Linked DNA regions of Homo sapiens: region 1 is linked to region 2. Evidence: chromatin loops called from intact Hi-C (ENCODE). Cell type or tissue: PC-9. All regions are shown on one strand. Links, peaks and the distances in the headings refer to the core of each region. The heading gives the core; the rest is flanking DNA. Region 1 holds the start of LINC01214 (long intergenic non-protein coding RNA 1214). Region 2 overlaps TSC22D2 (TSC22 domain family member 2).

Region 1 (15,942 bases), core at 5,649-8,148, 150 kb before region 2:
GTATCTATTCCCAGGAAAATTCAACTGATTTTCCTCCTCGACAAAAAAAGACTTCATGTACACAAGCAAAGTGAAGAACAAAATGAAAATAATTGGTTGGATAATTGAAACTTCAAAAGTTCTGCCAATCCTCTTCATCTTGACTTCATGGATATTAGAGTTTTACATAGAGCTGAAAGCAGCTTAGAGGTCACCTTGTCTTAGTCCTTCATTCGACCACTTAATCAAGTCAACAAATATTATTATTGAGACCTCCTGTGAACCAGAGGCTTAGTATATGCCAGATGAGAAAATCAAAGTTCAGCAAAATGAGGGCAGCTGCCCACAGCCCCAGGCTTATCCAGAGGGCCCTGAAGTCATGGTTCTAGAATTTCTGAATTTCTGCCTCCAGCAGCCTCTCCACATGTCTCCAGAGCCTCCAAAGTTCATAGCTTCCTGGTCTCTTCTCTCCATGAAGCAGTCCCAGCCCCATTACTGATTGTAGGACATGTGTGTCTTTCAGTTCCAAAAAGTAAACTATAGTTTTCAGGAAAGTGGATTTGGGAAAAGAAGCTGGTTTAGGAAATGAGTTTTAAAAGTTTTGAAAGGGAGAATTGTGATTTGGAGGAGGAGGTAACTAGAAGGGCCAGGGGGTGAGGTCTGGAAAGGGAGATTAAAGAAGAGAGGCTATGATTTAGGGACTTTTTCAGAGGAGGGTCTAGAGTTATTGAGTGGGGAATAGAAGAAAGAAGGCTGTGGTTTGGAATAAGGGGATCAAAAGAAAAATTAGAACAAAGAAAAGTAGTTTGAAGAAATGATCTCTGGATTCGGGCCACAATTTACTTGTCTTGGACTCTAGGTCACATATAAAATACATACATTTCAAAAATGTACCCAAAAGAACAAAAATACAGTTTTGAATATTATACAGTGAGTATTTTTAAACAATAAATCTGAATGTTTCCTTCTTTGAAATAAATATTTAGGTAACATTCTGATGCATTGATTGTGTAAGATTGCCCAGAGTTTAGAGTTTTTTCTCTTCTGATTGTGGCAGGGTGAAAATCCTGCCTTTTTCAAGATAGCCCTGAGCACAGCAGTGCACATGTGAGACCTGGAATCCTCCCTGTAAAATAACTGCCCAACCTGACACATGCAGGTGGCAGCTGAACCTTGTTTGTACAGGGAATGTGGGGGCAATGCCTGCTCTTAGATTAAGAAACTACCAAACAGAAACCCAGAAATGGATCCACTTCAGAGACTGCAAAAAGAGCAAGCTGGCCAAGAGCAAGCTAGTCCTCAAAGAGTGTAAAAGGTTTTTGAGAGCTAAGCCAGAGTGAAGCCCTAGAAAGACTTCCACATTCATTGGTAGAGAAGAAAATATTTGAAACTTCATTCACTCAAGTGGGTACTCCTGTGTATTTATTTAAGATGCCTATGGGTAAATAAATGTTTTTAGCAGCATTATTCATAATAGCCAGAAGGGGGAAACAACTCAAATGTCCATCAGCTGATGAACAGATCAACAAAATGTGGTATATCCATACAATGAAACATAATTTGACCATCAAAAGGAACGAAGTTCTGATATGTGCTACAACATGGATGAACCTTGAAAACATTATGCTAAGTGAAAGAAGCCAGACACAAAAGGCCACATATTGTATGATTCCATTTATAATAAAATGTCCAGAATAGGCAAATCAGTAGAGTCAGAAAGTAGATTAGTGCTTGCCAGGGTCTAGGGAGAGAAGATAGACTGTTAATGAGTATGAAATTTCTTTTGGGGATGATAAAAAATATTCTGGAACTAGATAGTGGTGATGGTTGCTCTGATTGTGCACTTTTAAAATACAAACAACAAAAAAAAGATACCCATGGATATATATCTCTTTCTATAGTTAAAACAAACCCTGTTAGTTCTGTAGCTGGCACTTTCCCTGCACAGGTACAGATGGTGTCGCCGGGCTCCTATCTCCACCTTACCCTCCAACCAGACAGGAGCAGGTAATGTCTCCCAGCTCCACACTTTTAAGCTAATACATCCACTGATATCCCCCTCCCCTTTCCTGCCTCTCACAGTCCTTGATCCTCTTGAATGCCACCCACTCCAGGAAATATTTTCCTCCTGTAAGTCTCCTCTGTATGCTCAGACTTTCTGTAGACACTTCTCCCACAACCCACGGCTAACTTCTTCCAATATTATGGGATTTGTGACCTATGCAACCCTTACTTTGCCTTGCCTTGGAAGCCAATTGAGTCACAACACTTGTATTTTCCATGCTAGTGCATAGCCTGGCACATGATAGGAACTGAATAGAGTGGATTCAAGTGGGCATAAAAAGCCACACTAGTCCTGGCCCAACTCACCTTCTCTACTGTTTCCGATTATAGGCGGATCCTTGTTTCTGTCCCTCAACCCCTTACAGTTTCAATCCCCACAGGAGCAGTGTGGGGTCTCAGCACCAACTACATCCCTCACTCTACCCAAGGCTCCCTCAGCCTCTTGGAGCACATAAAACTCCTTCTGATAGATACTCAAGTTCTATGGCTAACTCTGAAAATAATGAAACCTCTTTCATTCTGTTCTTTGAGCACTAACACTAGGCCATGCACCCGGCTGCAGAGCATCATTCCCCTTTTCTCACATGCCTCACCATCCACTGGTCCCCATCACAGCCAAGGCACTTATGAATGACAGAAAGCAGCAAGGCTTGTTGGAGAGGGAGAAGGGGTGAGGTTAGAGGCAGGAGCAGCAGAATCCCTGCAGCAGATCCAGCTCACCAGGCCTGATAGAGATGTCAATGGGCAAGAGGCCGTCTCTGCTACACGCATATCCCTATTTTGTGGGCAAGGGCGTTCCATCACCATAGTTTACTTTTCTCATTTATTGGTTCCAACCTGGATTAAAAAGCTAAACCAAAGGGTGTGTAAATAATTTTATCCTAATTTACAAAGTTTGAATTTACATTTCCCTTGTTATGGAGGCAAATTATTGAAAACTGAATCAGATATGGAGGGCAAGGGAGCACTCTATTAAAAATAACCACGTGGCGAATCTATTTGTAAAATGAATGGTCACATCATAGTTTACTTGTTTTTAAGTTGAGGATTTTTGTGCACTGGGTTGTCTTCTAAAGAGGTAAAAATTTTTGTTAGAGATATGAGGTAGTCTTTGAAAAATAGCTCTTTTCTTATTACAAAAGAAACAGATGTTCGTATAGCATAAGTGTTTTAAAACACAAAAGAAAATACTTGTAAGAATCTGTTATGCCTCAGTCATGGAAACCACTCAAATGATATCTGAATGAAGAATAAAATGAAAGAGAAACCCCCCATATTCCACCATCTAGAGGTAACCACTGTTAACTTGGCGGTATCTATCCTTCTAATATTTTTCTGTGCATATTTCAAGTGTACTGCTGTTTTATATGCTGTTGTTTTCACTTGACAAGGTGTCATAAACATTTTCCAGATCACTAGCTGGCTGCAAGGTACTCCCTGCTCAGCTGGATCAAATCTAACTGTATCTCAAATGCTGACCCACAGGCGTCCTAGCCAAAAGAATGGGAGGGAGCATTCTGAATTAAGCCCCTTTAAATGGATTGAAAATTACACTACATTAACACTTTTTTGTCCCACCCAAAAGTATTAAGCTGTCAGAGAAAAATTCACAGCCCTAGCAAAAGGACTGCTAGAGCCAGGCTGTGAACACAGTCCCAGCAGCAGGGCGTGTAGCCTGTCACCTGTCACCTGCCCTGCTCTACCTGTTGGGTGACCTAGCTTTTTCTTTTTTTTTTTTTCCTTTGCTTTGCTGTTTTTTTTTTAGACTCAGAAGTTCCTTTAAGCCTCTGGCCGTTGGAGGAGCTGATGGCAGCTTGACTGGGCCTCTGCCAACCATGAGGAAAGAAAAAGTCCCATTCATATTGTCCCTTATCACTGGGGGCTGAACCCCATAGATAAATACTGGTTTCCTCCCTCACTATGTGTCACGGATTACATACTCACAGTGTTTCAACTGAACTCTGTGATTGAGAGGGGACAGTTCTTTCCCAGAAGCACTAAATCTGCTTTGGGGGTCCCGCAAGGGGGCTCAAAGACTGCAGTATGCCAAGCAGGCTGCTGGGTCCAGTCTTTCATGTTATTCTGTTACTAGGTATATACAGTTTAATGTGTATACCATATGCACAGGAGGCATGCAACTCAAAGCTATCTTTCCAGGGTGATGTTCAGAAATAGTTTATATTCATGGATAAAGAGAAGAAAAAGAAGCTACAATAAATAAGTGGATCTAGCCTGCTCCTTGAGTATATTAAGGGTTACGATTTCCTTAGGTTTGGTTAGGTTTTCCTTATGGGAGCCAAACATCTTGGTTACTGCCATTACTAGCGATGTGACCATGGGCAAGCTCCTTAACTTCTTTATCACTCAGGTTCCTCAACTTTATAATAAGGATAATAACTACTAGTCTATATTTCAAAGTGGATGTTTTCCGTATTGAATTATGCAATGTGTACAAACACTCAGCACAGTAGTTAGCCATAAGCACTCCATGAATGTTAACTATTATTATTGTCATTGTAATTGAGCTCTTTGTTTTCTTATAATGGTAAATTATGGGTGTCTTATGATTTGGGATTTCACCTCAGGACATATATCTTCTAGAGAAAAACACATAGACTATATTCAGTTAACCAGGGGATCATCCTACAGACAGGTGAGAAGGCATAGACTAGTTTCTGTGACATAAACTAGAAGAGAATTAATGAGGTGGTTGAGACCAGTCCAATGTTATTTGTAAACTGACCCAGTTTAGCAGTTTAATAAGAGGCTTGATTCTGAGGCTTAAATGAAATTTAAGAACTACTTGTGGCTTTGCTTTACCAACCCAGTTTTTGTTGCCCCAGTAACTCAGAATGTCTTGCTCCAGAGCTGCTGCCAGCCTCAGAGAATGTGGCAAATAGTCGTTGCTGACATGCATATCCTCCCCTCTCCTCTTTCTAGCACACACATCTTATGCTGCCCACCCACCTGATGCTCTGTTCTTACCAGTCCTACCAGTTCTCATTTTGCCTGAGAACTTCAGGGACTCAACAGCTGGGCCCAGGCTGAATTTGATATTACTGTGACTTGGCAACTTCATGTTAGTAGATCCAAACTCCCCATGCAGTCAAGGGCAGGGATGGTCCTAGATTCTGATGGTTTTAGAGCTGCCAGAAGGAGCATGAGAACTGTGGTCCATACTCATCCTGCCCTCACTTTCCTTCTGAGTGAATCCAAAGTCACAGAAAGCAAAGCAAAAATAATTCTCCTTGTTAAATACTGATCTAATTTATTAGAGCCCATCCAGAATATACCTGCCAACTGTCAGAGTCAGGAATTATTTAGTGGAATTTTAGAATCCCTAACAAGAGCTAGTCTCTCATTCTCTCCTAAAATTTACATTCCTGCCATCGCCAGAAATAAAAAAAAAAACAACACACAAAAAAAGCCATAGCCAAGCATGGTGGTGTGTGCCTGTAAGTCTCAGCTACCCTGAACACCGAGGTGAAAGGATCACGTGAGCCCAGAAGTTTGAAACCAGCCTGGTCAACTTAGCCAGACCCCATCTCTAAAAAAAAAAAGAAAAAAAAAAAGTTTAAAGCCTACATTCATAAACTCATGTGTCTTATTATAAAGGTATCCCCAAAAGATAATTTTGTTACCTTGGAAACTTCAGGTAACAATACTTCCCTTGGCAAGTCTGTCCTTTTCCTTTCTTCCTTCCTACCTTTGGGTGTAACCTAAACCTTTCCTGATGTTACTTAGGCCCATAGGATCAGCTCATGTTAAGATTTTTATGAGATCCTTGCCCAATCCATGCACATCAGTCCATCAACTCTATGCTCAGTATTTTCTATTTAAGTTGTTCACTGCTGACTGCTTTCACAGGCACACCGTGTGAGTTCTAGTTTAAACATTATAAAGTGGAGTGAGGATGTCTTCTTACATTGGAAGATGATCTACAACTTATCAAGTGCTCACCATTGAAATTGTAATTACTTCATGCCTCATTACAGATAACATGAAATATCTTGTTTAGCATCTATGGAACAGCAATAATTATATCTGCTTGAATATATCTCAGTTAGAGCTTTCCAAAAAAAAGATATTTAACAGTGGAACAATACTCAACAACTATAATAATTATAAACTAGATGTATCCTAGCCCTATTCTATTTCATTATTTGGCAGTATATGCATGAGTTCATTTTATGATTTTCCAAAATCTATCAATGATAAGGAAATTATTAGATTGCTTCTGAATTTTCAATTATAGTTCTTTTCCTAATGATGTGTATTCTCCTTGGATTCCTTAGCTCACCAAAACTTTTTTTCATCATAGCCAAATTCTGACAGAACTATGTTTGAACTATACTTACCCTTTAAATTCTAAGGCTAATTGTAAATTTTTCATCATCCTTTTAATATGGCAAACTTTATTGAGAGGTAAAGAATCAGTTAAATTAAAAAAATTTTAATTATGAATCATCAGGGCAGCTAAGACCTCAATAAACCATTTTTTACATGAATTTGGAAAGGAACTATTTCCTCCAAGCAGACTCTGCCCTCCCCTGCCTGCACCCAGGGTACAGGGCTTGGTGAGTGGAGCACAGACAGGATGTCAGTGCCCTTGAGTCCCCTTTGTAGAGCACAACAGCACAACCATGCCCAGCGGCTCTAGGAACAGTGTCAAAATTAGCTTTATTTACAAAGTTACTCATCTTTATTTACTAAGTTGATCCAACCAGTTCAAACACACTTCTAGGACAAAACCTAGAAATGAGCATACTGACCAGAACGTCAAAGTAAAGTTAAAGTAAAAAATGAATGAGGGGTATGGTAGAATCATGAGTTAGTTAAATTTATAAGGATAACTGAAAGAATAAAACCAAAATTAAGCTACCTACCTCTGATATGGAAGTCAATGGGCTATAGACACTTTTGCTTATCTCTTAAGTTAGTTTCATGGGACTTCTGGTTTGACTATTTTCTTTAAAAAAATTTATGGAGATAAAAATTGATAAAATCTTCTCACAGTATGGTTTGGAAGCAACTCTTAGAAATTTGAATGGGCAAATCTTCGGCCCAGCAATTTCATTCTAAATACCTGTCCTAAAGAAATACACATATTAACAAAGAGTACAAGGATTGTAACAATATTTCCAATAGCAAAAAAAAGACTGCACAAAAATTCATCAATAATGGGTTGATAAAAACAAATCTTTGTGTGCCCATATTGTAAATGTAATAATCATATGATTCTATTTGAACTGACAAGGAATAAGACCAAAGAAAATATACCAATGAAGCAAAAAAGGCAAATAGCAGAATAGTAGAAATCCCATTAATGTAAGAAAAATGCGTGTGGTAAATGTGCAGATATATGTATGTATGTGTAAACGCATAGAGAGGTATTTAGGAGGACATATTCCTAAGTGGTCATTGCTGAGGAAGAGTGTGAGATTTGAGGAGTTGGAACAGAGATGGGAGGGTAGAAAATTGGGAGAGGGGATTCATAAGGGACTTTTAGTTTCTGCTCTATATGCCTTTGCAATTTTTTAAACAATAAGCATGAATTACTTTTATAATTTAAAAGTAATTTTAAAGAATTTTAAAGATAAAAAAAAGAAAGAAAAATGATTACTCATAACTGCATCACCCAAACACAACAATTTTCATTTACATGTATTGCCTCCCAAGCTTTTAATATGAGTTTAAGTATGGGGAAAATATATAAAATTTCAAAATTACATAATAAGAATGTTGCTATATAGTCATTATAACTTTGAATTTTATATTTTTAATATAAACTACATAACTACAGTATATGAATTGCCATTTTGTTGCAAATAACTATCATCTGGTATTGATGCATATACATACAATTATTGTACCAGAATGTAATCAACCAAAGCAGTATGCTAGCTGCTTTGGACTTTATGCTCTTCTCATAAACAATGCAGAAAAAAATAGTTTATAAGGTATTCTCTCTTTGGATTATATCTTTAAGGAAAATTATAAGTTGCAAAGTGATCAAATTAAACAAGAATTTAAACATTGCATAACTCTTAATATACATTGCCAATTTTCTTTTCAAAAGTATAGTTTTAACCTTATTGCCACAAAAAGTGTATTAGTTTTACTTCATCTTCACTAGCATTGGGTATTAATTTTTTAACTACTCTGGCCAAGTACAACAATATATTTCTTGAATAAATTATAAATTTGAACATTTCCCTTGTGTTACAACTGCAGTTGACAGTTCAGGTCATTTTTGATTTATTTAACAATTTTGCTTTTACTAATAACAATAATAGGTAACTCCCATTGAGTGTTTATCAAGTTCTAGGCACTGTTCTAAGTATTTTACATATATATCACATCTAAACCTCACAAAACTCCAAAAAGTATTACCATAATAACCATTTTACAGATGGAGAAACTGGGACCCAGATAAGTTTATATCATAGGAAGTCTAACATCAAAGCTGAGGCTCTTACTGTCACCTCACTATATAGCTGTACATGAGTGTATTAAATAATTAAGATGTCATCCCTTTACCTGTCATACTTACCAAAAGTATTTTCCCAGTGTTTTGTATTTTTGTTGTTCTGGTGTTTTTATATGCAGAACATATTAATGTTCTTATAATCAATTGAGCTTTTTCTTCATTTTGTAATTATTTCTATCATTTCGAAGCTTATAAAGATGTCTCTGTTCCAGAGACTTGAGAAATTTTCAAATCTGTTTTCTTCCCATGTGTACATACATGTGTAGTATGTACAAATATATGTATGTGAATATATTAATGTATTTGTACGTGTGCATATATATACATAAACACAGACATATGCACATACTCTTTTTAACCCATGCAGACATTGTCTTGCTGTACAATAATACAAGGCATTTGGGGCTGTTTTTCTGACCCTGACACTGTTGCTGGGCTGAGAATTACTCTGCCAGTGTCCAGATGAGATACTGAGCCACCAGGATTTAAATCTTCAACTTACCTTTGCTCCAAGTGATATGATTAAGCAGAGATTACTTAACCCAAGCCCCAGTGAGTCATTCCAAACCCTTGAATCAGTCTGACAAATCCACAAAGCTTCTGTTGAATTACTGCCTTGGAGAATTCTTTGCCTGACTGGTTGAACACTGGATGACTGCAAGCCTGATGATTTATAGAAAGGCACAAGTCTGACCCAATGGGCACACCCATTGTATTTCTACAGAGAAGAAATATCTTTGGAGTTAAATTGGTAGGTCCCAAATGAATCAATAGAGCAGCACATGTGGTATGCTATCACTTGTGGAAGAGAAAATATATATCTTCTGTATATAGAAAAAAGGATAGATATAGATTAAGATATGGATATATAGATATGATATAGCTATATGGGAGGGTGAGGACTGGCTGAGACTTTTCATTATCCTTTCATAACTTTTTAAAATTTAATTTAATTTTTAATTTCAACTTCTATTTTAGATATGGGGTTATATGTGCAGATTTTTTACGTGAGAATATTACATGATACTGAGGTTTGGAGTACAAATCCTGTAACCCTCGTAGTGAGCATAGTACTTGATAGGTAGTTTTTTAACTTCACCATGCCCTCTAGTAGTCCACAGTCTCTACTGTTCCCATATTTATGTCCATGTATGCTCAAAGCTTATGTCCATGTGTTCTCACTTATAAGTGAGAACATGCAGTATTTAGTTTTCTGTTCTTGCATTTATTTGCTTACAATTATGGCCTGCAGCTCCATCCATGTTACAGCAAAGGACATGACTTTATTCTTTTTTTATGGCTGCATAGTATTCCATGGTATATATGTATCACATTTTCTTTATCCAATCCACCATTGATGGGCACCTGGGTTGATTCCATGTCTTTGCTATTGTGAACAGTGTAGCACTGAACACATGAGTGCATGTGTCTTTTTGGTAGAATGATTTACTTTCTTTTGGGTATATACCCAGTAATGGGATTGCTGGGTTGAAATGTAGCTCTGCTTTAAGTTCTTTGAGAAATCTCCAGACTGCTTTTCACAGTGGCTAGACTAATTTACATTCCCACCAGCAGTGTATAAGCGTTCCCTTTTCTCTGCAACCTCTCCAGCACCTGTTGTTTTTTTGACTTTTTAATAACAGCCATTCTGATTGAGATGGTATTTCACTGTGGTTTTGATTTGCATTTCTCTGGTGATTAGTGATGCTGAGCATTTTTTCATGTTTCTTGGTGACATGTATGACTTCTTTTGAGAAGTGTCTGTTCAGGTCCTTTGCCCATTTTTCAATGAAGTTATTTGTTTATTGCCTGTTGGTTTAAGTTCCCCATAGATTCTGGATATTAGGTCTTTGTCAGATGTATACTTTGCAAATATCTTCTCCCATTATGCAGGTTGTCTGTTTGCTCTGCTGATAGTTTCTTTTGCTGAGCAGAAGCTCTTTGGTTTAATTAGGTCTCACTTTTCTATTTTTGTTTTTGTTGCAACTACTTTTGGAAACTTAGCCAAAAATTCCTTGCCAAGGCTGATGTTGAGAAGGGTATTTCCTGGGTTGTTTTCCAGGATTTTTATAGTTTGAGGCCTTACATTTAAACCTTTAATCCATTCTGAGTTATTTTTGGATTATGGTGAAAAGTCAGGGTCCAGCTTCGATCTTCTGCATATAGCTAGCCAGTTATCCCAGCACCATTTATTGAATAGGGAGTCCTTTCCCCATTGTTTGTTTTTCTTGGCCTTGTCAAAGATCAGATGGTTGTAGGTGTGTGGCTTTATTTCTGAGTTTTCTATTCTGTTCCATTGGTCTATGGTCTGTTCCATTGGTCTGTGTGTTGTTTTTGTACCAGTACCAAGCTGTTGTGTTACTGTGGCTTTATAAGAGCCATCTATGAAAAACTGACAGCCATCATTATACCAAATAGGCAAAAGCTGGAACCATTCCCCTTGAGAACTGGAACAAGACAAGGATGCCCATTCTTACCACTCCTATTCAACATAGTACCGGAATTATTAGAGAAATCAGGCAAGAGAAAGAAATAAGAGGCATCCGAATAGGACAGGAAGAAGTCAAACTATCTCTCTTCACTGATGATATGATTCTATTCCTAGAAAATCCTGACGACTCTGCTAAAGGCTCGTAAAATTGATGAATGACTTTAGCAAAGTTTCAGGATACAAAATCAATGTACAAAAATCGGTAGCATTTCTATACATCAACAACATCCAGGCTGAGAGTGAAATCAAGAACACAATCCCTTTCACAATAGCCACAAAGAAAATAAAACACCTAGGAATACAGCTAACCAAGGAAGTGAAATAACCCTACAAGGAGAGCTACAACACGCTGCTGAAAGAAATCAGAGATGACACAAATAAATGGAAAAACATTCCACACTCATGGATTAGAAGAATCTAAATATTGTAAAAATGGCCATACTGTCCAAAGCAATTTACAGATTCAATGCTATTCCTATCAAACTACTAACATCATTCTTCATAAAATTAGAAAAAACTATTCTAAAATTCATATGGAACTAAAGAGCCCAAAGAGTCAAAGCAATCCTAAGCAAAAATGAAACAAAGCAAAAAACAAAAACAACAGCAACAAAAAAACAAAACAAAGCTGTAGGCATTAAACTATGTTTCATAATTTTGAATTTTGTTTCATGTGCCTGTATTACCTATTTATTAAAATTTTTATATCAAAAATAGTGAAGGTCAAGTTCAAGAATTTCACTAATAATACAGTAATATTTTCTAGTCACCTTATTGAGAGGTAACAGCATGCTGGCAGTCCTCACAGCCCTCGCTCGCTCTCTGCGCCTCCTCTGCCTGGGCTCCCACTTTGGCGGCACTTGAGGAGCCCTTCAGCCCACCGCTGCACTGTGGGAGCCCCTTTCTGGGCTGGCCAAGGCCAGAGCCGGTTCCCTCAGCTTGCAAGGAGGTGTGGAGGGAGAGGCGCGAGCGGGAACCCGGGCTGCGCGCGGCGCTTGCGGGCCAGCTGGAGTTCCGGGTGGGGGTGGGCTTGGCCGGCCCCGCACTCGGAGCAGCCGGCCGGCCCTGCCAGCCCCGGGCAATGAGGGGCTTAGCACCCGGGCCAGCGGCTGCGGAGGGTGTACTGGGTCCCCCAGCAGTGCCAGCCCACCGGCGCTGCGCTCGATTTCTCACCGGGCCTTAACTGCCTTCCCGCGGGGCAGGGCTCGGGACCTGCAGCCCGCCATGCCTGAGCCTCCCACTCCCTCCATGGGCTCCTGTGCGGCCCGAGCCTCCCCGATGAGCGCCACCCCCTGCTCCAAGGTGCCCAGTCCCATCGACCGCCCAAGGGCTGAGGAGTGGGGGGCGCACGGCACCGGGACTGGCAGGCAGCTCCACCTGCAACCCCGGTGCTGGATCCACTGGGTGAAGCCAGCTGGGTTCCTGAGTCTGGTGGGGATGTGGAGAACCTTTATGTCTAGCTCAGGGATTGTAAACGCACCAATCAGCGCCCTGTCGAAACAGACCACTGGGCTCTACCAATCAGCAGGATGTGGGTGGGGCCAGATAAGAGAATAAAAGCAGGCTGCCTGAGCTAGCAGTGGCAACCCGCTTGGGTCCCTTTCCAGTCTGTGGAAGGTTTGTTCTTTCGCTCTTTGCAATAAATCTTGCTACTGCTCACTCTTTGGGTCCACACTGCCTTTAAGGGCTGTAACACTCACCGTGAGGGTCCACGGCTTCATTCTTGAAGTCAGTGAGACCAAGAACCCACCAATTCCGGACACATTATGACCATTATTACAGGGTTGATCTCATAAAGGGCTAATAATTCCAAGGCAGTTTGGCAACATCCTTAATTACACAAAACTTAAATTTGTTGTGCTATGCAGCCCACCTGCAGTTTGCTGTCTTAGGAATCCAGTACTCTGCTTTGGCTGAAAGAAACTACATTTCCCAGGTTGCTTGGACCTCTGGTCCAGCTAGCTATAGCCAATGGAAGGCATGAGCACTAGAATGAGGGGTAAAAGGAAGAAAGAAGCCAGCGTATGTTTCTCTCTGTGTTCCCTGTGGTATTTCAAGCACCAGTAATGTCCCCTCTGTGGTCTCAGCTCCAACTGGAAAGTCTCTACTATGGTTCTAGTCCCCACAGAATGGCCCTGGGCTCTGATAATGCCACTTTCTGCTATTGTTCTTCCAGTCTTAAAGTGAGAGAAGGTTGCTAATCTCTGGAATTCTCCCTGCATTTCATGTTTGGCTTCTCTGCTCTTCTGTTTCATAGGTAACCAATTCTTTATGTCAAATTTACTGTCAGAAAAACCTGGAACGGCTTGTTTTTCTGGCCAGAGGGCCTGACTGATATACTTCACATTTTCTGTTTCTTGCTTTGAAACACCCTTCTCCATGAGAAAGAAAAACAGCTCAGTAGTTTTTCATATAACATCTGACCTTAGATTCACATTGCAGAACTCCTAACATACTAGCTTTACGTTAGTTTTTTGCACCCCGCCCCTATATTTCATAACTACCATTCTTTATCTTTGCTTAATGCTATAGATGCCTTTTAAAAGGACACTATTTGTAGATACATGCATAGGCATAATGGCCACTGCATTCTTTTCAAAACAAGAACACTTACCTACAGCATTAATTGTGGAAATTTCTCTGATCAAACTCCTGGGGCCAGAGGAGTTGCCCAAGCTGCCTGGGGCCACAGAAGTCACCCAAGCTGAGCTATTAGAGAAGGCTCATATTCAGAGTCTCTCTCCCACAGAGGTTTTAGGGGAAAATGACTGAGTGGTGCTCACGTGCAGACTCTACATTTCTCAGCTGGCTTTGTCTCAAGCTCTTCTGGTGTAAGAAATCAAAATCTCATTTCACTTGTTCCTCAGGAAAGACAATTATTCTCAACCAAGCCAGTGGCCTTTATTTAAAGGTCATGGGCTTATCTCTTGTCACCACAGAGTGCTCACCAGAGTTTATCCTAAGCCTAACTACTGCAGATTACACGTTCATGTGGGGTTTGCTAACACATTGTTCTAATTCATCTGAAATGATTGGGTTTTCTCAACTCATATGCATCCGAATCACACTCTGGCCTGGTGAGTGTTATCCTCCTTCATAATTACAGGCTGTGTCTCACTCATGGCTTCTGACTTATTCATGGCCCCTTACATCATGCTTTTCTGAACTCGAGTGGACTCCACCCCTTCTTACTGCCCCTGCACCTGTGGCCTCTTTTGTCCACCTGCTGCAGGTGAGAATGCACCTCCTTTCTTCCTTGACAATCCCCTTTTCTAATGCTGGCCTGATCCTTCTAACCGCTAATCACAGCAATGTGGAGCTAACCTAAACCCTGCGCCCCATCCCACCTCAGCTATAGAATCTGTCCCCATCCCCATCCCTCTACTTTTCGCTTTTGAGCCAGTCTTACCCATCCTTTCACCAATCCTGTTAATGTCCCACATATGGCCCCATCCTGCCACCCCAAAGGTCCTGTCCCTCTAACAACATGCCTTTGACTCTGACTGTTAAAGGTCAGGGTAACACCATCTCTGGCATGGGAACAATCATAGCTATTGAATGTCCCATCCCCCTACACTGGCTATGTTAGGGGCCTAGTGTCTATCTCTCTTAGTCCTTTAACTGCTCCCCAACAGAGCTTCAACTTCCTCTCACAAATCTCCCACCCATCCATCCATTGTTACCCCTGGCCTGACCCTGCCATAGCTATAGAGACAGATTTACCAAGGACACCAATGAAGCTTAAACTTCGGATGTCCTAGCTTGCACGGGCCCTTTGCAAGGTCTCATATCTAATTTTGTATTATTCTTCTTAAAGAGGGCCCCCCAAGTGGTCTAATCTTCAGGCCACTGCAAAGCCTGGACCTGCCCCTGCTTAGGTGGTAGCTCCCTTGATTATCTTGGAATTAGGGAAATGTTCCCACTCGCATTTCCATACTGCTTCCAGGAAAAATGTGCTTGTGGATAGAACTGAAATTGAACTTTGAATGCCCTCAACCTTAGAAACATTGTTAAACCTAGTGGTTAGTTTTAATTATAAGACAAGTGCTTGGTTTCAGCTGCTTTATAGGTTAAATAGGTTTTTTGCTGATCGGCTTTGGAAAACTACCATTGAACAAGTGACTTGTAAACAAACTTCTGGAATGTAAACCACTTCTAAATTGTAGGCTTCAGGGACTTTGCATTAACAAAAGCCCATAAACCACAGCATATGTACCCTATTTTATACCTTGTGTGGAAATTTATGTACAAATAGTGACATTTTGTCACATGAAAGAAATTACCCATTAAATTCAACCAAAAGTTGTAGTAATATGCAACTAGGCATGATTTATAACTATAGCAATCAGTCAACCTAGATTTTCTGAGGTAGTTCAATAAGAAATATTCTGCTCTATGATCACCGTGTGTGACTCCAGTTCATTGTCATATGCTCAGAAACTAATACAGTATCTGGCACACAGTAGGCATTCAAGCAATGCATTCAAAATTAATGATTGTGTAAGACTGTTTGGCAAACTATGTGCCCTGCTTTTGGTTTTAAAACTATGGTCACTGATTATAGTTATAATAAACATATACAAGCAATTTAATATTCCTTTTTATTATTTCTAAGTATACATTGCTAACTATATAAATTTGTATAATTTTTCAAAACTCACCTCCAAAATAAAATAGCTTGGATTTCAGTGGAAAATGTATACATTAATGATTCTATCCTCAGTGAAAAAAAATGCTTTACCAAACAGTTACAGAGCTTCTTACACAGAATACTACATGTTTTTTTGTATTCATTCAGAGGAATGCTTTTATATCAACTTGGCATGTAAATCATTTTATTTTTAAAGAATCAGTATGGTTACAGCATTCTAACCTCCCACATAGTTCTGCTAAATGTTACAAATATGTTACACACACT
Region 2 (15,942 bases), core at 5,000-7,499:
CTGTAGGTACTGACAGCCCAAGGCAGAATAGGTTTTGCTAGGCTTTAGCCTTTTATTCTTTGACATAGGTCAGTCCTGCAGGCTTCTTTTTTCTAAGTCTCCTGCCTATCCAAAACCAGACCTTTTCTCCCACCTCCTTCTGCTTCAAGCCTCTTAATAATCCATATTTCTATTTTCTAGCAATAGTAATAGTTTATTATTTAGTGATGTATACTTGCACCCCATTTACTCCTTTTCAATATTTCAGGATACATCTTTGTCCTGTATTTCTGTACCAGTTCACAGAATTTCTACAGCAAGATCCCTTTAAATGTATGGCTTTCCTTCATAGGTTGCAAGGATTACTTTATACAAGTGCTACTGTAACTATATCTTTTGTGGAGTACAATTGGTATGACATGCTGTGTTCATAGATGAAAATGCTAAGTGAGGCACTCTGAAGCAAGTTAAAGTTCACAGACATTCTTGCTTGCCCACCACCCCCCCGAACCCCGCCATGGAATCATCAAATAAGAAAAATAAGACAGATTTTCAGATTGGTGATGGCAAAGTAAGACGCTGGTATTTTGCACTGGCGCAGTCCATTTAGTTGTTGAATTTGTTCAGCATACCTGGATGGTGAGTGAGTTAGCTTTATTTTTCATTCTCAGCAGGGAAACTGATAGACTAGGCAGTTTGGGGAATTTTCCCATTGTCTACTGTCATGGGTCCATAGTATTTAAGTTTACAGACTACAACATTGTCCACAGAAGCCATATTTATCCCCTTGGAGGGAAGGGAAAGGTGTGCTAACTTAGATCATAAAAACAACTGAATTTTAAAACAAGGCAAATGCCACAGTTCAACTTCTCCATAAAAAAGTTAAGTTCATCTCTCCATTCTTTTGCATGCCTACAATATTTCCATATAACAACTGTAAAATACTCTTGCCTGCTGCAATCCAAATGTTATCCGGATCACAGTTCTTGCTGTCATTTCACAGGCATGCAATGTATCTATAGATAGGTCATATCATACCTGAGGAAGATCAGAGACAGCAAGGGAACATTTTCCCCACACTTGAGATGGAAATAATAACAGGTCAGTGGCTAATAAAAAGAAACATGTATGACTTTGTAAAACCCTAAAAGTGATGTTTTCAAGAAATTTAGGTTTCTTTTTTTTATTTTATAAAAAAAATGTTGACATGCAATTTAATTCTATTTCAATTTAGGTGCTGCAACCTGTACTGGATGTTTGGGGATAGAAAGATGAATGGGACATGATTTGTGTGCTCCAATGAGCTCAGTCCAGTGTAAGTGTAAAAGTTAAAGTGCCATATTGTTTATTCAGAGTATATGTTATAGTTTGTGAACCTTATATCATTTGTTAAATGAAAGGTTTTTATAAATCAACAGTAATATTGCCATCCCATGTAAAAATCCTTTGATATTGCCAGGAAACAACTTTAAATCACCAGAAAGCTTTAACATCAAATAATACTTTTAGAAGGAGGGGAAAAGCCTTCCACCTCGACATCGAGCCTATGAAGTATTCCCTAAAAAAGAGGAACTAATCTGAGAAAAGTTTACACATTTTTAATACTCTAAGTTGTAGATAATGAAATTGATTTAAATCAAAGTTAACTAGAATAGGATTCATGTGTCATGAATTATATTGTCTATTGTCTCATAAGCAACAAGTGACACTTATTATCTTGGCTGACAAAATCAGCTACCATTTAATGAACCAAGTTAAGAATAACTCAGGTGACTGATACCAAAAATAAATCTCTAATACAGCTGAGAATCCAGAAACACAAATAATATGTTGAGTAAGTAATAAAAGTGACATTTCAAATTAGTAAGGAAAAAATGGATTATTCAACAAATAGTATGGGATAGCATAACAATTTAGAAGAAATATAAAGTTAGATCTTTCACAAAAATTAATTCTAGCTAGACTAGCAGTTAGTCTTCTACTTTTTGGTTACTCCCTTTTAGAAATTGGAAGCTATGAAGCTATATACCCTGTCCATTTGAAAATGCACATAAGCAAAGAACTTTACAAATAGGTTATAAAGAGAAGCTCAATCTCAGCAAAATAAGGGAAGTGCACATTAAAACACAAGAAACCATCTCAGATCCAACTAATATTTAGCGTGCATACAAATCAAAAGCTGGAAAGGGTGTGGAAAAACAGGAATACATTGCTAGTGAGCATACAAATTGGCACAGCCTCTTTTAAAGACAATTGTGTATCACCCATTAAATTTTAAAAGTCACATACCCTGTGACCTAACAATTCCAACTTTTAATGTCCTAAAGAAACATACATGTGTTCACAAGATAGCCTGTACAATGATGTCAATTGCACCTTTGCTTGTACAGTAGACCCCCTTATCTGCATTTTCACTTTTTGAGGTTTCAGTCATCCAAGGTCAACCACAATACAAAAATATTAAATGGAAAATTCCAGAAACGAACATAAGTTTTAAACTTCAAACCTTTCTGCATAGTATAATAAAAATCTCTCACTATCCCTCTCCATCCTGCCTGGGACAGGAATCATCCCTTTGTCCAGTGTATCCACAATGTATACACTCATTATATACCCATTTTATAATGCCCATTAGTCATTTCTATTATCAGATCATAAAAAAACATAGTACATAGAGGGTTTGGTATTATTCATGGTTTCAGGCATTCAGTGAGGGTCTTGGAAAATATCCTCCATGATGGGGGAGCTACTGTAATACTATGAAATTGGAAAAACCAAAATACTCATCAAGAGGATGGACTATGGTACACATGATGAAGTATTAAGTATCAATGAAAAAGAGAGAGTCCTACATGTCCGGCATGGAAGGATCTCCAGGAGACAATGTTAAAAGTTTGGGGGAAAAATTGAAAGACAATACCTGTAATACATATGATACTAGTGATGTTAAATCACATCACACACACACACACACACACACACACACACACACAAATACTGTATAGTGTACTTCTACAAGTACATATTTGTGTATTATATAGAGAGAAGGTCTGGAAGGATACTAACCAAACTGTCAACAGTAGTTTGGTAGCGTGCATTAGCTTTAACTGTAATGTTTGATGTTTTTGAATATGCATTTATGTATTGTTTGTGTAATGACAAATTAATAAATTAGAAATAAAATAAAATAATGTGTTTTCTTCTTGTCTGCTGCTAATGTTTCCCCCTGGTACCTGGGGTCTCATCATGTTCAGCATCTTTCCTCCCCAGGAATATCTTCCCCCCCTACCTGTTTCTTCTACTTCGCCTTCTCCCATGGCTTTTTCACATCAGTATTTATACAGGCTCAATAAATAACTGGCCAATAAATGAGTAGACCACCTCCCCTAACTGAAAATATGTTCCCTTCACTTGCTTTTTCAGCTCCTTCCTCTTCCTTTCCACTTTTTCCTCTTCCACGTACAGCTTATCACAAACGCAGTCTGGCTTTAGCTCCCATTGTGCCACTGAAACTGTTCTTGTCAAGGTCATTGATGATCACTTTGTTGCTAATTCTATCCCATATCTTATTGAACTGCTTTACTCCTAATTTCTCTTTATGATCATTTCATTACTCTAGTAGTTTTCTATCTCTTCATTTTCTAACTTCACTTTTTTTTTATAAAGAGTTTCCCTTATAAAAAGTATATAGTTGAATTTTCTTTTCTGAACCAGGCAACACTTCATTCCATGAAATAGAATAAGTGTTCCCAATTTTTTTCTTTTATAGAGATGAAGTCTTGCTATGTTGCCCAGGCTGGCTTTGAACTCCTAGGCTCAAACAATCCTCCCACCTCAGTCTCCCAAGTAGCTGGGACTACAGGTATCCACCACTGTTTCTGGCTTGAATTTTTAATTTCTTAACCCAATCTGTCTTTTGATAGAAAAATTTAATCCATGTCTATTTCATCAGTGGCATATTTGGATGTATTTCTGCCATCTTATTTCATGTTTTCTCCTTAAAATGCTTTCTAGACACCCCACCCCCGCACCGGCCACTGCCTTGCCACACACACACCCTTTTTCCCTTTTCTTGGCTTTCATTCAGTTGTTTCTTATTCATTTTTGATCCCTCTTTTGGTTGGGAAGTTATACATTCCAGATACATTCTTCCAGTGGTTACCTTACAATTTTGTTTATCATTTTGTTGTGGATTTTTCAACCATATACAACAGTGAACTGTATAATGAACTCCCATGTACTTATCACCTAGCTTAAACAATTATCTACTCATGGCCAATCTTGCATTATTTATACTCCCACTCATTTCCCCTCCCCAGGATACTCAAGAATGTCACCCCCCAGAAGGGAGTTCCAAGAGGAGGAGGAAAATGTGAACCCCAGGACGGAATTCTAGGGGGAGGAGGAGAAAGGGCTCTGGGACCTACATATGGGGCTTAAAGTGAAGAGCCTAGGAAACTTGGGGTGAGAGAATGCCAATACTTAGAAAGAATCCATGATCCTCTGGATTATTTTGAAGGAAATCCAAGATATCATAGACTTTATCCATATATATTTCAGCGTATACCTCTAAAGGACAAGGATTTTTTAAAGAAAAATTATAACTAAAATACCATCACCCCACCTCAAAATGAACAATTCCTTAATATTACTAAAAATCTACTCAATGTCCACATTTCCCTGATTATCATAAATTTCTTATGGTGTATTTGTTTGAATGTGGGTCAAAATAAGGTCCATACACTGCAATTGGTTGGCATTCCTCTAAAGTCTCTTTTAATATGTGGGCTCCCCATACCTCTCTTTTCATCTTGAAATTCTTCAAGAATCTCAGTTATTTGCCCCATAGTTTTTTCTGAAGTCTGAGTTTTCCTAATTGCATTCTTATAGAATCCTCTGTCCCTGTATTTCCTAAATTAGTTCTAGAAGTTTAATCAGATTTATATTTTGTCAAGATTAATTCATAAGTGGTGGTATATACTTCCATCATATAATGTCTGTCTCTATTTTGTGATGTTGGAAGCATGGATAATCATTACCTAGACCCATTAGCCTATTAATTCTATTATCCCTTCTCACTCATTAGCGAAATACTTCTCTAAAGAGAGACTTGCCCTTACCAACTATTCAGCTACCCTGTGGTACAGTTTGTATAAGAAAGGGAGAGACTTAGTTCTTTCCTTTTATTTCCCAGTTTTCAAAATAATGAGTTGAGTACCTACAAAGGAATAAAAATAAATAAGGCATGATTAGGGAAGACTTACTCTGATATTTTATTCTGGGAAGAAGGAAAAGAGAATGCAGTGAGTTGATTTAGGATGCTATGACTCAGGTGTTAGTAGAGAGAAGCCAGGAAAAAGCCCCCAAAAAGTTGATAACAGGAAATGGCGACCTGAAGATTTGTCTGTTTACTGCTGAGTCTGGAAGCAACTTCTAAGTGAAGAGTACCTTGAGGGAATAGGGGTGGGAAGCCCATGTCTGGGCAGAGAAAGGGCTAGTTCAGAAGAAGCAACTGCAGGTAAGAAAAGCAGGTCGGTTAGCCCACGGATTCAGAGAGTGAAAAGTTACAGAAATGAGCAGTGGATTTTTCTGGGTTTACTTTCTGCCACACAGAGACTAGACATACTATCCTTACAATCTGACCATGAACCAGGAAGTTTACTAAGAAAGGCTGCATGGGGTAGGTAACATTTAGCACATGCAACAATACTTTTTATTTTATTTTATTTGAGATGGAGTTTTGCTCTTGTCGCCCAGGCTAGAGTGCAATGGCGCGATCTCCGCTCACAGCAACCTCCACCTCCCGGGTTCAAGCCATTCTCCTGTCTCAGCCTCCCTGGTAGCTGGGATTACAGGCATGCGCCACCATGCCAGGCTAATTTTTTGTATTTTTGTAGAGACAGAGTTTCACCATGTTGGTCAGGCTGGTCTCAAACTCCTAACCTCAGGTGATCCACCCACCTTGGCCTCCCAAAGTGCTAGGATTACCGGCGTGAGCCACCGCGCCCGGCCAACATGCAACAATACTTCTAAGCAAGGCGATACAGATCAGCAACTCTGGTGCCGATGTGTTCTATTTCCTTTGGTATCTGTGTCTTGATTCTTCACGCAGACCAATTTTGTTATCATCTTAATGGTCTTTCCCATAAGGAACCCACTAAGAGGTTTCAGTGTTGGGACATTAGCTTAAGAACCTAGGTAGTCAGCACGAGAACCTAGGTCTGTGGGACTCTCCTATTAATGACTCCTCTTACCTACCATTCTCCAGCCAGCGTTGTCTCCTGTTCTTCTCACCTCCCCCTATTCCATCCTGCCCCGAGTAGTCTATTCGTGCTAAAGCATTCACTGAGAAAAACTGTAAAGGGAGAGTCCCTTCTCAGAAACACCAGCTTCTTTTAAAATGGAACTTTTGAAGACCTCCCTGTTCTGTTCTCTGGAGAGAGTGAACAAGTAGAGACTTGGCAATAGCTGTGGAAACACCGCCAGCCTCTTGCTTCCAGCAACCTTGAGTTCCAAACCTGTGAGTCTTAGTTTTATATTCACTGACTTCAGCTTCCTGAACCCATCCCAGTTCAGCATTAGGTAATGGCTGTGATGACAGCTGACTCATCTGGTAATGCAGCTTTCCTGGAGGCTTCCTCTGCTCAGATAATCACACTCTGGGAGGGAAAAAAGGTTACAACAATCTTCTACCCCAGGATACTCAAGAATGTCATCCCCCAGAAGGGAGTTCTACGAGGAGGAGGAGAATGTCAGCCCCAGGAGGGGAGGTCCAGCGGGAGGAGGAGAAGAGGCTCTGGGCCCTACATAGGGGGTTTAAAGTGAAGAGCCTAGGAAACTTGGGGTGAGAAGGTGCCAGTACTTAGAGACAGAAACTGAGTGGTATAAAATGGAATGAGAATCCCCTCATTGCCCTTTGACAGCTGAGAAACTTCAAACTGGGCCCCGTTTGAGGGTAAGTTCTGCGAGAGTAGAGACTTCTACTTATTTATTCACAATTGTATTCCTGGTAACTAGTACGGTGATGTATTGCTTGACAGAAATACATTCTGAGAAATGTGTCGTTAGGATTTTGTCATTGTGCAAACATTATAGAGTGTACTTATACAAACCTGGATGATCTAGCCTACTACACACCTGGGTTATATTGTATAGCTATTGCTGCTAGGCTATAAAACTACAGCATGTCACTGTACTGATACTATACTGTGACACATGGTAAGTATTTGTGTACCTAAACATAGAAAAGGTACAGTAAGGATACAGTATAAAAGATTTAAAATGGTACACCTGTATAGGGCACTTACCATGAATGGAGCTTGCAGGACTGGAATTTGTTCTGGGTGAGTCAGTGAGTGAGTGGTGAGTGAATACGAAGGCCTGGGGGCATTACTGTGCACTACTGTGGACATTATAAACACTGTACACTTAGGCTACACTAAATTTATTTTTAAAACATTTTCCTTTAATAATAAATCAACCTTAACTTATTGTAATTTTTTTTTTTGAGACAGAGTCTTGCTCTGTCTCCCAGGCTGGAGTGCAGTGGCATGATCTCAGCTCACTGCAATCTCTTCCTCCCAGGTTCACGACATTCTCCTGCCTCAGCCTCCCGAGTAGCTGGGACTACAGGCAGCCACCACCACACCCGGCTAATTTTTTTTTGTATTTTTAGTAGAGACGGGGTCTCACCGTGTTAGCCAAGATGTTCTCGATCTCCTGACCTCGTGATCCACCCTCCTCAGCCTCCCAAAGTGCTGGGATTACAGGCGTGAGCCACTGTGCCCGGCCTTTTTTTTTTTTTTTTTTTTTGAGACAGGGTCTTGCTCTGTCACTCAGCCTGGAGCATAGTGGTATGATCATGGCTCACTGCAGCCTTCACTTCTTGGATTCAAGCAGTCTCTCACCTCAGCCTCCCGAGTAGCTGGGACTTACAGGCACATGCCACTGTGCCTGGCTAATTTTTTATAGAGATGGGAGTTTCCCTTTGTTATCCAGGCTGGTCTCGAACTCCTGGCCTCAAGAGATTCTCCCTTAGGCCTCCCAAAGTGCTGGAAATACAGGTGTGAGCCACCATGCCCAGCCACTGTAACTTTTTAGTTTTATAAACTTGAAATTTTTTTAACTTTTTTACTCCTTTGTAATAACACTTAGCTTAAAAGGCAAACACATTCTATAAGTGTACAAAAATACTTCCTTTATATTATTATATAAGCTTTTTTCTATTTTAAAATTTTTTAACTTTTTAAACTTTTTTGTTGAAAATTAAGACACAAACCCACATATTAGCCTAGGCCTACACAGGATCAGGATCATCAACATCACTGCCCTCTACCTCCACATCTTGTCCCACTGGAAGAGGTCTTTAGGGGCAATTACATGCATGGAGCAGTCATCTCCTATGAGAACAATGCCTTCTTCTGAAATACCTCCTAAAGGGCCTGCCTGAAGCTGTCTTACAGCTACCTTTTTTTTTTTTTTTTTTAATAAGTAGGACTGCACTCTAAAAGATAAAAAGTAGAGTATGGTAAATATATAAACCAGTAACATGGTTATTATCATTATGAAGTATTATGTGCTATACATAATTGTATGTGCTAGACTTTTATACGACTGGCAGCACAGTAGGTTTGTTTACATCGGGCATCACCACGAACATGTGAGTAAAGCGTTGCCCTGTGACTTTACTGATGGCGGCCCACAGTTGACCTAAATGTTGTTATGCAGCACATGATTGTACTGTTATTAAATGAATGAATGAGGGTTCACACCTATCTTACATATTCTTTATTCTTGAGCTTTCTGATCTCTAAATGTAGCCTGAGATAGCCAAATCATAGCCTTGTTGTAAGGATCAAACAATATAAAATATGTAAATCACGTAACTTGGATCTGGCCCACAGCAAGCATACAGTAAATGCTGCTCTTGTTTTCTTTCTCACCCCTTTCTAGGCATCTGGTTGAAGCAATGCTCTTTCTCCTCACTGCTTTTTGACCAAAAGCTTGGGAAAAAGACTAGGCAATCTTTAGGCCCAGGAAATAGCACCTGTGATAAATCCAAGGTCACCTAGATAGGTTTAATCACCTTCTCCAAATAATAACACTACCAAGTTTTACAGCACTCCTGACAAAAATCTATTTTTCCTCCTTTTCTTTCCCTTTAAGACAGGGTCTCACTCTGTCGCCCAGGCTGGAGTATAGTGGCACGATCACAGCTCACTGCAGCCTCAACCTCCTGGGCTCAGGTGTATTTTTCCTCCTTTATCTCTTTAGAACCTCACAACTACCCTAGTAAGCCTTGGGAAAGCAAGTATTTGGCTCATTTGACAGATAAGGAAACAGGTTCAGAGAATCCAGAGAGCTTGTGACCTGCCCAAGATCTCAGATCAGATTAGTGGTAGAACTAGATTCCAGCCCATGGGTGGCCATAGCCCACATTTTTCTCCCCATTGTGCTTAAATAGGTTAGAGGTCACAGGAAGAAAGAACCCCTTTTCTGGAAAAAATTATGTTGAAACTGTACCCAATTTATTCCTATTCATTGATTCATCTACTTGATTTCATTAGGCAGCTCTGTGATTCAAGAGATGGCCATTTGGGATGGGCAAAAGAGAACAATATATGACAATATACACTCCTTGGAATGAAGAAAGGTAAGTCTCCATCCACAAAATACCAAACAGACTTCAATCAGAACACTCTCAGTTCAAGAGGATTGGTGCTGATTGTTTATTTGTTAGAAATGTATATTTTCTGGCTGGGCCCAGTGGCTCACGCCAGTAATCTCAGCATGTTGGGAGGCTGAGGTGGGCAGATCACTTGAGGTCAGGAGTTTGAGACCAGCCTGGCCAACATAGTGAAAACCCATCTCTACTAAAAATACAAAAATTAGCTGGGCCTAGTGGTGCACACCTGTAATCCCAGCTACTCGGGAGGCTGAGGCAGGAGAATCGCTTGAACCCGGGAGGCGGAGTTTGCAGTGAGCTGAGATGGCACCACTGCACTCCCACCTGGATGACAGAGTGAGACTCCATCTCAAAAAAAAAAAAAAAAAAAAAATGAAAGGTGTATTTTCTTAATAAGTAGCACATGCTCACATACACACCATGGAATACTATGCAGCCATGAAAAAGGATGAGTTCATGTCCTTTGTAGGGACGTGGATGAAGCTGGAAACCATCATTCTGAGCAAACTATCGCAAGGACAGAAAACCAAACACCACATGTTCTCACTCATAGGTGGGAATTGAACAATGAGAACACTTGGACACAGGGGAACATCACACACTGGGGCCTGTCGTGGGGTCGGGGGAGGGAGGAGAGATGGCATTAGGAGATATACCTAATGTAAATGACGAGTTAACGGGTGCAGCACACCAGCATGGCACATGTATACATATGTAACAAACCTGCATGTTGTGCACATCTACCCTAGAACTTAAAGTATAATTTAAAAAAACTTCAAAAAAAAAATAAGTAGCACATGCTCATTGAAATATTTCAATAAAGAAGTTAATTTTCAAAAAAAACAAGGCAAAATCTCCCCTCTCTATTCATCTGCAATCCCACTCTGCAGAGTAAAACTGCTAAGTTTTCTCTGCACATAATTGAGATACACACATTTTGTGTTTTCATTTACCATAAATGAGATTATACTAAACATATTTTTCTTCAACTTGCTTTCTACAAATCTACAGTAATCACAAACATCTTTTCATGACAGAACATAGAGATTGTCTTTATTCTTTTAAATAGCTGCATAGTGTTGTATAATAAGTCATATCACGACAGTCCCCTACTCATGGATGTTTAGATGGCACTCAGTTTTTTTCTGTAATCAAAATTGTTTCTCTATACATCTTTGTCTAGTTACATGAGAATTTCTTTAGAATAAGAGTGGCCAACATTTCTTGAGCCCTTTACCTTCACATCATGTGAATAAGACAAATCGCTGAGCCATGGGTAGGGCATTTCACTGTAGACAAGCAGAGACGTGAGGCTCACAAAGGGTAAAGCTAGGATTTTTTGATATGTAATCAGAGTAGAAACTCAGTTCCCTAGCTCCAAAACCCAGATTCCTTTTAGCCTCCAAATACATGTATTTTTTTTTCTTTTTCTTTTTTTTTTTTTTTTTTTTTTTTTTGAGACAGGGTCTCACTCTTATTACACAGGCTGGAGTACAGTGGCAGGATCTCAGCTCACTGCAACCTCTGCCTCCCAAGCTCAAGCGATCCTCCCACCTCAGCTTCCCAAGTAGCTGGGATTACAGGTTCATGCCACCACACCTGGCTGATTTTTGTATTTTTTGTAAAGACAGGGTTTTGCCATGTTGCCCACACTGGTCTTGAACTCCTGAGCTCAAGCAGTCTGCCCACCTCTATTTCCTGAAGTGCTAGGATTACGGGCATGAGCCACTGCACCAGTCTAGCCTCCAAATATATTGATATTCTGATAAGATGCCACAGGGCTATATATCTTTTATTTGAACCCCTTGCGTCGCTCTGTTCCACTTAGCTAAAAAACTACCTATCCCCAGGGGGAAAAGCTGAGTGAGTGAAAAAGCAAAAAATGGTTAAGCTGCAGTACTCCAAGGAGACTAATCAAAGCATGTAAATATTATTTAAAATATCCTTTTAGGCTGAGTGCGGTGGCTCACACCTGTAATCCCAGCACTTTGGGAGGCCGAGGTGGGCGGATCACCTGAGGTCAAGAGTTTGAGACTAGCCTGGCCAACATGGTGAAACCTCGTCTCTACTAAAAATACAAAAATTAGCTGCGTGTGGTGGCGGACACCTGTAATCCCAGCTATTTGGGAGGCAGGAGAATTGCTTGAACCTGGGAGGCAGAGGTTGCAGTGAGCCAAGATTGCACCACTGCACTCCAGCCTGGACGACAGAGCGAGACTCATCTCAAAAAATAAATAAATCAAATAAGATATCCTTTTAATATATTTTAATCAGCTTTATTGAGGTATAATTTATTCACTAAAATGCACATTTTAAATAAAGCTTGCTGAGTTTTGAAAAAGTATACAGCCATGTAACCACAATCACAGCCAAGATGAATGTCTTTGTATATCCTATACACAATCTTTCATCAGATATAAGTACTGCAGATATCTTCCCCCAGTCTGTGACTTGCCTTTTCATTTTGAGCAGAAAGTTTTCATGTGACAAAATCCAATTTATCAAAGTTTTCTTTTATGGTTCACATTGAGTCTAAGAAGAAATCTTTGCCTACCCCAACATCATGAAGATTTTCTCCTATGTTCTCATCTAGAAATTTTATATATTTACTTTTTACATGTAAGTCTCTTATCCCTCTTGAGTTAATTTTTGTATATAGTATGAAACAACGGTATGAATTTACCTTTTGCTATGGATATCCAATTGATCCAGAATTATTTGTTGAAAAGATTATCCTTTCTCTATTGAACGATGTTGGTACCTTTGTCAAAAATTGACTATAAATGTAAAACCTTCAAATGTAAATATAAACTCTATTTCTGTCGATTCTATTCTGTTAAGCTATATGCCTATCTTTATGCCAATACAACAGTGTCTTGATTTCTGTAGCTATATAGCAAGTTTTGAAATCAGATGGTATAAATCCTCAAATTTATTCTTTTTTTTCAAAATTGTTTTGGCTATTGTAACTACAGTTGATAGAATTGACCAATGAAGCTGCAGCAGGCAGAATTCTAAAATGCCCTGGGACTGTAAATATGATGGGTTTTACTCTTATGATTAGCTTATGTTATATGAAACAGTTGACTTAAAGAAAGGGAGATTAGCCACATGAACCTTTTAAAAGCAGAAAGATTTTTGGTTGATGGAAAAAGAGAAAGCTAGAAATCTGAAGCACTAGAAATATTTAATGAGCTATTGTGGCTTGAAGATGGAGCAGGCCACATGACAAGGAATGCAGGCAGCCTCTAAGAGCTAAAAGCAGCCCCTGAGGGACTACCAGCAAGAAAATGGGGATCTCACTCCTACAAGGTCAAGGAAATGAATTATGCCAACAACCTAAGTGAGCTTGGAAGTGATTCTTCTCCAGAGCCTCCAGATGAGAACTCAGTCTGACAGACATCTTGATTTCTAGTCTCACCATGTCAGACTTCTGGAATACAAAACTGAGGGCTAATAAAAGGGTGTTATTTTCAGCCTCTACATTTACAGCAATTTGTTATACAGCAATAGGAAATGAATACAGAGCTGTCTGGACCCAAGCTTTTCTTTATGGGAAGCATTTTATCTATTAAATGAATTTCTGTACTTGTTATAGGTAGATTCAGATTTTCTAATTATTCTTAGTTCAGTTTTGGTAATTTGTATCTTTCTAAGAATCTTTGCATTTAAGTTTTCCAATTTGTTAATGTAAATTTGTTCATAGCAGTCCTGTGAACTCTTTAATTTCCATAGGACTGGTAGTGATGAACCGTTTCATTTCTGATTTTGAAAATATTCTATTTCTCTCTTCCTTCTTGGTTAGTCTAGCTCAAGATTTCTCAATTTTGTTGACTTTTTTCCAAGAACATGATTTTTATTGGTTTTTATTTTCTCAAGTTCATTGATTTCTACTTTTTATTATTTCTTTCCTTTTGCTTGTTTTGAGTTTATTTTACTCCTTTTTCTAGATTCTTGAGGTGGAAGCTTAGATTAAGATTTTTCTCTTTTTTTAATGTGTTTAATGTTATAAATTTCCCTCCCTGCACTAACTGCATGCCACAAATTTTGATTTTGTGTGTGTTTTTGTTTTAACTCAACTCAAAATATTTTCTAATTTCCCTCATGATTTCTTTTTTGACTATGGGTTATTTAAAAGCATGTTATTTAATTTCCAAATATCTGGAGATTTCCAAATTTCCTTCTGTTGCTCATTTCTAATTTAATCCTGTTGTGGTCAGAGAACATACTTTGTATGATTTCAATTCTGTTAAATGTGGGCCTTGTATCATGGCCTAGCATCCAGTCTATTCTGGAGAATGTTCCATGTACACTAAAAAGAATGTGTATTCTGCTGTTATTAGGTGTGGTGTTCTAAAAATGTCAGTTGTATCAGGTTGGTTGATAGTCTTCTATATCGTTACTAATTTTCTATCAAATGGGGTATTGAAGTCTCTTTGAATAGTGTTTTTCTTTTTAATTCTATCAACTTTTGCTTTATGTATTTAGGGGCTCTGTTGTTAGGAACATATACATTTATAATTGTTACATATTCATTATAAAGCATCCATCTGTCTCTAGTAATATGTCTTGTCTTAAAGTCTATTAATATAGCCACTCCAACTCTCCTATGGTACTGTTTTTATGGCATTTTTCCCCATCCTTTTACTTTCAACCTATTTTTATCTTTAAATCTAATGTGTCTATTGTAGGTAGCATATAGTTAGATCTTGCTTTTATTAGTCAGTCAATCTCTGACTTTTGCATAGCATTTAGATTGTTCATATTTAATGTAGTTATTGATATGGTTCAATTTGTCTTCCATTTTACTATTTTATTTATGTCCCATGTGTTTCTTCTTCCTTTGTTTCTCCTTTACTGTCTTTTGTGTTAAATGGATATTTTTGTGTGTGCTGCTTTTATTCCTTTGTTAGTTTTTAAAAATTATTACATTGTTTTGAGTTTTGTAAATTTTTTAGTGTTTGCTCTAGGGATTATAATATGCATCTTAATTTAACAAAATCTACTTCAAATTAATATGAATGTAATTCTAGTAAAATTATAAAAATTTGCTCCAATATAGCTGCATTCCCCCCTTTTTGTTATTTTATTATTGTCATATATATTATTTCAAGGTTGTAAACTCAAACTCAATACAAGATTATAATTATCATTTTATGCAATCTTACATTTTATAAAAATGTTAAAAGATTTATATATATACTTATATATTTACGTATATATAATATTCCTTTCTATTTACCCATTTATTTGCTTTTTCATGTGCTTTTCATTTCTATGTATGAATCTGAGTTACTATGTGGTATCATTCATTTTCAGCCTGAAGCATCTTCTTTATCATTTCTTTAAAGCAAGTATACTGGCAATGCATTTGCCTGAGAATTTATTTCTCCTTTATTTTTGAAGAATAATTTTGCTGAATATAGAATTCTTGCTTAACAGAATTTCTTCTTTTTTTCTTTGAAATGGAGTCTCGCTCTGTCGGCCCAGGCTGGAGTGCAGTGGCACACTTATTAGCTCACTGCAACCTCCACTTCCTGAGTTCAAGTAATTCTCCCACCTTAGCCTCCCCAGTAACGGACTACAAGTGCATGCCACTACACCTGGCTAATGTTTTTGTATTTTTGGTAGACACAGGATTTCACCATGTTGGCCAGTCTGGTCTTGAATTCCTGAGCTCAAGCCTTCACCTCCCAAAGTGCTGGGATTACAGGCATGAGCCACCACACCCAGCCCTATGTATACTTTTACATGTTTTTTTTTTTTACATGTTTTTAGGTTGGCTAAAACTTTTAATACAAATGCTAATAGATGCAAAGAATATAGTATTTAGATTATTATAAAAACTGGTTTTTTTTGTTTTTTTTTTTTTGAGACCGAGTCTTGCTCTGTTGCCCAGACTAGAGTACAGTGGCACGATCTCACTCACTGCAACCTCTGCCTCCTGGGTTCAAGCAATTCTCCTGCCTCAGCCTCCCAAGTAGCTGGGGACTACAGGCACATGCCACCATGCCCGGCTAATTTTTTGTATTTTAGTAGAGATGGGGTTTCACCGTGTTGCCCAGGCTGGTCTCAAACTCCTGAGCTCAGGCAATCCACCCGCCTTGGTCTTCCAAAGTGCTAGGATTATAGGCATGAGCCTCCATGCCTGGCCTATGGCTGGTAATTTTTAAAGTTAATTCATGTATCCATGGATGAATATTACTTGCTGCTGGGCACAGTGGCTTGCACCTGTAATCCCAACACTTTGGGAGGCTAAGGCAGGTGGATGGCTTGAG

Evidence for each region. Hi-C counts contacts between places; a loop is a spot of excess contacts. Peaks named below come from ENCODE experiments on the same cell type or tissue, not always from the same donor. Only the 100,000 strongest peaks of a DNase experiment are listed, where the experiment ranks them.
Region 1: it touches region 2 in a loop (6-fold over the local background); 2 of 110 quality-filtered maps call a loop at or near these places.

Annotation. Positions count from the first base shown.
Region 1 is chr3:150,310,987-150,326,928 of GRCh38, forward strand. It overlaps LINC01214 (long intergenic non-protein coding RNA 1214), which reads right to left and starts at 12,761. Exons shown (of 4, transcript NR_110186.1): 1 at 12,725-12,761. All of the region lies in intron 1 of LOC107986141 (a long non-coding RNA gene), which reads left to right. In PC-9, for the core only: no CTCF peak of the experiment used is centred there; a DNase peak (open chromatin) is centred at 6,705; H3K27ac peaks cover 629 bases.
Region 2 is chr3:150,463,256-150,479,197 of GRCh38, forward strand. It overlaps TSC22D2 (TSC22 domain family member 2), which reads left to right. Exons shown (of 3, transcript NM_001303264.2): 3 at 1-3,167. Among named protein-coding and RNA genes, the nearest start is that of TSC22D2, 63 kb to the left of the region's middle. RefSeq lists an enhancer at 5,973-6,473. In PC-9, for the core only: no CTCF peak of the experiment used is centred there; DNase peaks (open chromatin) are centred at 6,536, 7,046 and 7,316; H3K4me3 peaks cover 1,325 bases; H3K27ac peaks cover 2,500 bases.